Linked DNA regions of Homo sapiens: region 2 is linked to region 1. Evidence: chromatin loops called from intact Hi-C (ENCODE). Cell type or tissue: psoas muscle. All regions are shown on one strand. Each heading gives the region's core, and the rest is flanking DNA. Links, peaks and the distances in the headings are about the cores only.

Region 1 (4,135 bases), core at 1,069-3,568:
GTTCAAGTTTAGGAACATGGGAAAACGTTATTTCCTCAAAATAATTTTTTGAGAAAATTGTGAAATTTTGAGTCACGCGATCTTTTTATAAGAATTTTCCCACCCCTGTCTTTGAAAACAGGAAAAGAGATACATGCAGATTCAAGTTCTCTTTCCTTTTCTTCTCATAGAACCTGGTCACAGCATCTGTCCATATGTATGACAATCCATTTCACTTGCTGAAGATTTAAATTAAATCTGTGGAGTCATCACCCGTGTCAGCTCAACGGACAACAAACTTGTATAATCTTCCCCCAAAGCCACAGAGCATCTTTGTCCCAAACACCCGTCTTTCATACAACCAACATAAAAATACAGAGATAAGGGGCATTGTACCGAGCAGTTCAGATTGGGTGGACTGCTGTTGCAATTAAGGAGAAAAGACACAGAGCACTGTTTCCTCAACAATCGGTTTCACAGTATTTCTGAGATTTATCCCAATTCACTTCTGTCTCTGGAAAATGGAAAACCTAAAACTACTAGGAAAACAAAAGGCATTTGTATCGTTACTTTTGTTATTTCTGCGCTTCTTTCCCCAGATGTCACTTCCAGTTTAGAATAAGTTGACAGATTCAGGAGAGGAAAAAAATAAAAAGAAAAAAAAGCATCTGAAAACATCAGGAGATACAATGTGATCTGTTGCATGCAGATTGTATGCAAACGAATGTGTGATCCTCCTATTTTATGTATCTATAAAGTTTTCCCCAAGGGAAAACTCATGTGTGTTGCTCTAACTCCCCAAAGTTGAGAGAAAGACAGACTGCTGACTCCTTTATTGTTTCTTTACCTTTTCCGTCCTTAATAATAAGTACATATATTTTTATATAACATAAATTCTGTTATATTTACATTGCTCCTTGTTTGAAGAGGGATGGATGGAGATATATACATCCCCTCTAAGCTAAATCCATTAAAAAAAGAAATCACTATGGTACAATGAAACCTAACTGATTTTTTGAATGACTTCCCAAGGTGTTTTCACCCTTAATTAGCTTGTTTAAAGATTTTTAAGGTGATAAACACTTTTAGCAACCTTTCAGGTGAAATTGCTACAACCATAAAAATGTCTTTAATTCTCGTTTTCTTGTTCGGCCTCATTGAATCCCTGTAATGTTACTGTTCTCACCAGCTCTGTCATCACTTCCTGCCACGTCGTCGTCGTTCTGCAGACATTCACTGACTGTAATAACTAATCTCAAATACTTTTCTGAGGTATCACTCCCAGTGTTTCTACAGATGGGTTGAGCTGGAAGTATACTTTGTCTCAGGAAAAAGTTTTAACGTGTAACGACATATGCCAGAGGGACGTATTAGGTCATGCAAATGGCAAGTGAAGCCCCCAGGGGCACACCCATAGGGCAGGTGGCTGGAGTGAGGCTTATTTCATACCTTCCATCCCCTCTCTCCAAAAACACCCAAAACCTGCCAGCACCCATGTCAAATCCTGGCTTTGGCATATACGGTCATGGTGATGCTATTGCGCACAGGTGGATCCCGGTTACCACAGATCCCCTCCTGAAGAATAAACGGCCTCCCAGAAGGCAGGATTGACAAACCCTCCTCCTCAGAGCTCTCTCAGCACCTGCTTCTAGGTCTCCAAATGTCTAAGGAAAAAAATAGCAGGAAAAAAAATTGGGGGGCCAGGCACGGTGGCTCATGCCTGTAATCCCAGCACTTTGGAAGGCCAAGGCAGGTGGATCACCTGAGGTCGGGAATTCGAGACCAGCCTGACCAACATGGAGAAACTCCGTCTCTACTAAAAATACAAAAATTAGCCAGGCGTGGTGGTGGGTGCCTGTAATCCCAGCTACTCAGGAGGCTGAGGCTGGAGAATCACTTGAACCCAGGAGGCGGAGGTTGCAGTGAGCCAAGATGGCACCATCGCACTCCAGCCTGGGTGACAGAGCGAGACCGTCACACTCTTCACAATGGACCTGCACACATGGCCGAGGACACAGAAGGCGGAGATCTGGCGGGCTCTGGAGCTGTTGTGGGTTCAGATGCTGTCTCATGCCAGCAAGGTAAGCCAGCAGATCAGTGACACCATGTGGAAGCTGCCACAATGCCTGGCATCCTACACCAACCTTCAGAGTCAAAAAAATATGCTGCTGATTCACTTCCAGCTCCCAAATCTCACACAAGGTGTCTTTTGTAAAGGTCGCTAACCCAGAACCATACCAGAAAGGGTGAACGCAGTACAATCCCCCACAGAGTCTTTGGATAAATTTAAACATTTGAGACTTGCATTTGTTTAAAGGATATCACATAGCATATTAGAAGAGCACAGAAGAGGCTGGGCACAGTGGCTCACACCTGTAATTCCAGCACTTTGGGGAGGCAGAGGTGGGTGAATCACTTGAGGTCAGGAGTTTGAGACCAGCCTGGCCAACCAAAATGGTGAAACCTCATCTCTACTAAAAAAATTACAAAACTTAGCTGGGCGTGGTGGTGCATGCCTGTAATCCCAGCTACTCAGGAAGCTGAGGCGAGAGAATCACTTGAGCCCAGGAGGTAGAGGCTGCAGTGAGCCAAGATTATTGCGCCACTGCACTCCAGCCTGGGCAGCAAAGCAAGACTCTGTCTCAAAAAAAAAAAAAAAAAAAAAAAAAAGAAAGCAAGAAAGGCACTGATGGAGTTCGCTTCCTAGGCAACAGCCATGGGGGCCCACACTGTCTCTATTTTAGAACCCCACTGCCTGTGAGTTTCCCTGTCACCATCCACCCCTCCTCCTCAGCACACCCTTACATGCAATGATTCCCCAAGGTCCTCTGCATTTTTCTCTTCTTACACTCCCTGCTCCCTTGGGGAAATGTCATCTGTGGTAGGACAGAGTTAAAGTCGCGGCAGAAACACTTTCCCTCTCCTCTACTTCCAACAGGCCCAGTGCAGCCTGCTTGACCCTAGGATTCGGCAGGCTTGAGACTGGTAGCAAAAATGTTATTACCAAAATCTTATGCATGAACTAGTCATCCCCAACTACCTACTGGGAAGAAATCTGAAAAGTTTAGTCTAAATATGAACAAACTCAGTTTCCTGGCCAGGCAGAGGAGCAGCTCTAATAAAAGAGATGACGAAGAAGGCCTACTCCACATCCCTCATGCGGAGTATATGCTAGCACCTCTGCACAGCACAGTGATTTTCACGTATGATGAAGAAACTGAGGAAAGCTGTCAACATTCGCCTGTGTTTATGCCCTTCAATCATCAACAGTTCACAGGATATTTCATTAATTCAAATAATATTTACTAAACATCTACTATATTCCGAGTGTTGTGCTAGGTATTAAGTATCCAATATAAAATCAAAAAACATGAATGTTTATTTCTACTGCACAGAAGAGCAAAGTGTGGCCATTAGTTTATTTTAATGCAGTCATACGGTTAAGTCATGAGAACTTGTTGAAGGGATTTACTAAGCTGTGTGCTTAATATTAGATCTCTTTGGAACGAAAGGCTCTGAAAAATCCAATCTGCTGGCTATCAGTGGCTCAAAAGAGTATTACACAAAAACCCTAAGAACTTGAAAATGTGGAGAAAAGAATGGGAACATTGATCATTGGTTTTTAGAAAGTACAAGCCTAGATTCAGACTCAAAATGGACATTTGGATTTAGCAGATGGCAGTTTTAGACTGAACTCATTTTCCATTTTTAATCTGCCCTGAGCTTAACAGAATCACAGATTTGAAAAGCAGCACAGATAATTGGGTGGGAATGAAGTCACAATTATAGACCACATTCACAGATCTTGATGAGCATGAATCACACTGGGTTTTCTCTGGCCGCCTTTTTGGCACACAAACGTGAGGCTGTGAACATTTTCAAGCATTTGACCAACAAGATCTGAATGTGATATGACCAGAATTTTAGAAATGAAAATATTGATCTCAGAACAATCTGAAATTTCTAGTACTATGGTTAAATGATGTACAATATTTGAGTTTTTGTGTTTTAGAAAAATTATAATCTGCCACAGCTTGACTAGAGAGCCTCGCGGTGTGACCGTCTGTGGTATGAGACTGAGCTTGACTCTGGCTGATTTCCTCACACAGCTCCCCGGCGCAACTGGTAAGTGAGACGCAGGAGTCCAGACAACTCA
Region 2 (4,135 bases), core at 742-3,241, 310 kb before region 1:
TTTTTCAAACACCAAGCTACATAGAAATCCTGGGGAAAGGGATCAGGGTTAGGGATTAAGGCCTAAGAGGCTGGGCCACTGGCAGGGCCAGTGAGAGCACAGGGTACCAAGTGCTGCCTTACGCCTAGGTGAGATGGACATTTTTAACTGGACAATGACTGAAAGAATACTTGGCTCTGATTAGGTCATGTGTTGGGCCTGAGTGTGTAGACTCCTATAACAGTGCAAAGTCATCAATACGACACAGAGCAGTAGTCTCAAATAGGATCCAAGAATCTGCACTTGGTGATTTTGAAGGACATTTGGTGTACATGCCTGTATTAGTCTGTTTTCACACTGCTGTAAAGATACTACCTGAGAGTAGGTAATTTATAAAGAAAGCAGCTTTAACTGACTCACAGTTCTGCATGGCTGGCGAGGCCTCAGGAAATGAAGCAAGGCATGTCTTGTATGGCAGCTGGAGAGAGTGAGAGTGAGGAAGTGCCACACTTTAAAACCATCAGATCTCATGAGAATTCAATTGCTATCAGGAGAAGAGCATGGGGGAACTGCCCCCATGATCCAGTCACCTCCCACCAGGTCCCTCCCTCAACATGTGGGGGTTATAATTCAGATGAGATTTGGGTGGGGACACAGAGCCAAACCATATCAATGCCTTTCCTTGAAGGAACATTGAATGTTATTGGAATTGATTTTTGAAGGCCAAAATATCAAAGCTGGAGATTCTCTTTTGAATTGGGGGTGTGGAATCCAGCAATCATGTGAACACAGTCTTTGTCAGCAATCTGAGCTCAGGCCATGCACAGTGGCTCATGGCTGTAATCCTAGCACTTTGGGAGGCCAAGGCGGATGGATCATGAGGTCAGGAGTTTAAGACCAGCCTGACCAAGATGGCGAAACCCTGTCTCTACTAAAAATACAAAAATTAGCCAGGCATGGTGGCATGTGCCTGTAATCCCAGCTACTCAGGAGACTGAGTCAGGAGACTGAGGCAGGAGAATTGCTTGAACCCAGGAGATGGAGGTTGCAGTGAGCAGAGATCATGCCACTGCACTCCAGCCTGGGTGACAGAGCAAGAATCTGTCTCAAAAAAAAAAAAAAAAAAAAATCTGAGCTCAGATTAAATCAAAACAACTTAGTTTTTAATGATGGCCAGAAACAACTTTTTTCCACCTCCATTTGATGTTCTTTATTCATCATCTTACTCATTGCAAATTTTTTTGGCATTTTTATGTTTCTTATTGTTTATCTAAACGACGTCATAATTGATCATTATTGAGATCTATTATATTTGACTCTTCTCGTTTATTTATTTCTTTATATTTTTCCAAGAAGTGTGATGGACTTTGGGATTTCCTTCTTGGGGAACTCTATGTTTCAAAGTCAAGTGGAAGTTGCCTGAGGACAGTCTCTCTTTCTGGGTTTTGTTTTTGAAAACAAAATAATCGAGAGTCTTTGACAGAAGAAACAGAGACAGGTAACCAATTTGGGGGTGAAGGAGAAGATAAGGGATGAGAGAGAATGATTAATCTAGACAAGAAGGGAACAGTAGTTAGGTTTTTAGTTTTAGCAACTGAAGGAGGGTATAGAACCTCAGAGGAGCAGGAGGGAGTGCCCATCTCCAGCAGCTGATCCCAAAGCACTGCACCCTCCTGTCTAAGGGGTGGCACTCAAACTGTGGTGCAGCTCCCAAGGCCTACGAAGCCTTAGGCAAGTGTAATCAATATCAAGGTTGGCCAGAATGGGCCACAGAGAAGTGGAGCTTCCCAAATGTTGTGCCTTGTGTAAGACTATAGAAGCTGTAAAGGGATCCTGGCTGGCAATTGGGGGTGATAGAAAGAAATAGAGAATCGAGTCCCAGTGATGACTGCCTTTAAGTTTTCTATCAGAGTTAGATTTACATGTATTTTTGAAAAAAAAAATGAAGTTAATGGCATGTTTCATTTCTTAACACTTGGTGCAGGGGAATACACATTGATCACACAAAAAGAAAATTCACCAGGAATGGTACAAATCATGGAAGTGCATAAAAACGATCCTAAATCTATCAACATTTTAAATTCAGCTCTTTGAATTAGAGTTGCAAACAACTGTTGAAGCAGACAAATTCAAGTTTCATTTCCAATTGTTATATCCTCCTTGTAGTGGATGCTCCAATGGGCCTTGTGTTTGGAAGGAGGGAAACCAAGGGTAAAAGAGAGGCAAAAGAACAAGCAGCTACTCCGGAGGCTGAGGCAGGAGAATGGCGTGAACCCGGGAGGCGGAGCTTGCAGTGAGCTGAGATCGCGCCACTGCACTCCAGCCTGGGCGACAGAGCGAGACTCCGTCTCAAAACAAAACAAAACAAAACAAAACAAAACAAAACACAAGAAAACTGTCTGGCAGATTGGCAAACTGACATCTAAATTACTGAGAGGGCCAGGCATGGTGGCTCACGCCTGTAATCCCAGCGCTTTGGGAGGCTGAGGGGTTGGGATCAACTGCGATCAAGAGTTCAAGACCAGCCTGGCCAACATGTTGAGACCCTGTATCTACCAAAAATACAAAAATTAGCCAGACATGGTGGGTGGGTGCCTCTAGTCCCAGCTACTCGGGAGGCTGAGGTGAGAGAATCACTTGAACCCGGGAAGTGGAGGTTGCAGTGAGTGGAGATGGCACCCCTGCACTCCAGCCTGGGTGACAGAGCCAGACTCCATCTCAAAAAAAAAAAAAATTATTGAGAGGAGACTAATATTAAGATGCCTTAATGCTTGTATTACTAATATTCCAGTACAGACACGTGACAATTTTGCCATAGCTCTACATCTCAATGGGCTTGGTTTTTTATTCGTTGCTGTTTGTTTGTTTTAAATCTTTGTTTTCCAAATTAAAGATCTCTTTTAAATGATGTTATTTTAAGTACCATTGCCACAAGGCCTTCTAATGTAAGTTGTGTTTAACATGGAATAGTTTCTGACTCTGTGAGGAGTGGAGGTCTGTCTCTTTTGAGTAGAGGCGAAATTGGCATGACTTGTCATCAAGAAACTCAAACAGTTCATGTTCAGCAGAAACAAAGATTATATTTTTTGGTTATAACCTTTTAGGAAAGGTGCTATTGACTTATTAGTCACATTTTATAGTAGCCAGGAGGAAAAATAATTGACTAAAAAGAAAGCTGCTTATGGATTTTTGAAAGACTTCTATTTTCATATTAGTATGTTGAATATTTAAATATAATTTGTACTCTTTTAAACAGATATTTGCTCAGTTTCAATGGAGTTTCCAAAAGTAAGAAATTATTTAAATTGAGGATTAATCTTTAGCATTTATACTTCCTCATCAACTAAGATTATTGTACAGTGTATACAACAAAAAATTCTAAAATCTACAGGAAGATTATTTTTGTGAGAGAGGCAGAATTCTGGAGAGCTGAATGTGTTTATAGGTCATTTTTAAGAGACATTTTACAAAATAATTACTTGTTATTAAGTCATTTGCAAGAAAATAACACCATGATGCATCTATAAGTAAATAAAATATCTGATTATGTCAGGGAACCATTTCACCCACATTTTTAGTACTATCCGTAGTATGTAAGAACTGAATAAGAGTATTTCTGGGACAAAGAAAAAGAGGAGGTTTTTCTAAGAACTTGCTGAGTTAATATTATGCATCTCTGTGCATGGCAATGCAGCGTATTTAGTCTTAGAATAATTTTCTAAGAATTCTTAGAATAATTTTCTAAGGAAAAGACCTTTCTGCCTGAGGACCCAGATTCAACTGGGTTTACTCTGGAGAACTGAGTCTTTACCATGTCTCTGCTAAATCCAGAAATGTCAGCATCAGCCTCTGTCTGCAGGGCTGCAAGGCCTTCATCAAAGCTGTCATGAGGACATAAATCTTGAATGGGAAGCAAGGTGAAAAGTGCTTCAACTCATTGCATTTCAGTCTCTGTGGTCCTTAGAATAGTTTTTTACTGAAGTGAAGTTGAAGATGAGCCTGCAATCTTGTCTTGGTAACCCCATTTAGCCCTTGTTCTGTCAGCATAAAGTACAGAAAGTCCTCATTATCCAAGAATAATTGATACCAGGAAGGATCCACTTCACAGTGAATCTGCACAAAATGGGAACCAAAATTTAATAGTAAATAGAAAATA

Evidence for each region. A loop is a pair of places that touch in the nucleus more often than their neighbours do. Peaks named below come from ENCODE experiments on the same cell type or tissue, not always from the same donor. Only the 100,000 strongest peaks of a DNase experiment are listed, where the experiment ranks them.
Region 2: a loop joins it to region 1, with 8 times the contacts of the local background. A loop is called at or near these places in 1 of 110 quality-filtered maps.

The regions. Positions count from the first base shown.
Region 1 is chr6:148,380,132-148,384,266 of GRCh38, reverse strand. All of the region lies in intron 1 of SASH1 (SAM and SH3 domain containing 1), which reads right to left. Among named protein-coding and RNA genes, the nearest start is that of SASH1, 39 kb to the right of the region's middle. In psoas muscle, for the core only: no CTCF peak of the experiment used is centred there; a DNase peak (open chromatin) is centred at 2,576; H3K27ac peaks cover 644 bases.
Region 2 is chr6:148,690,384-148,694,518 of GRCh38, reverse strand. No RefSeq gene overlaps it. Among named protein-coding and RNA genes, the nearest start is that of UST, 55 kb to the left of the region's middle. RefSeq lists an enhancer at 283-442. In psoas muscle, for the core only: no CTCF peak of the experiment used is centred there; no DNase peak of the experiment used is centred there.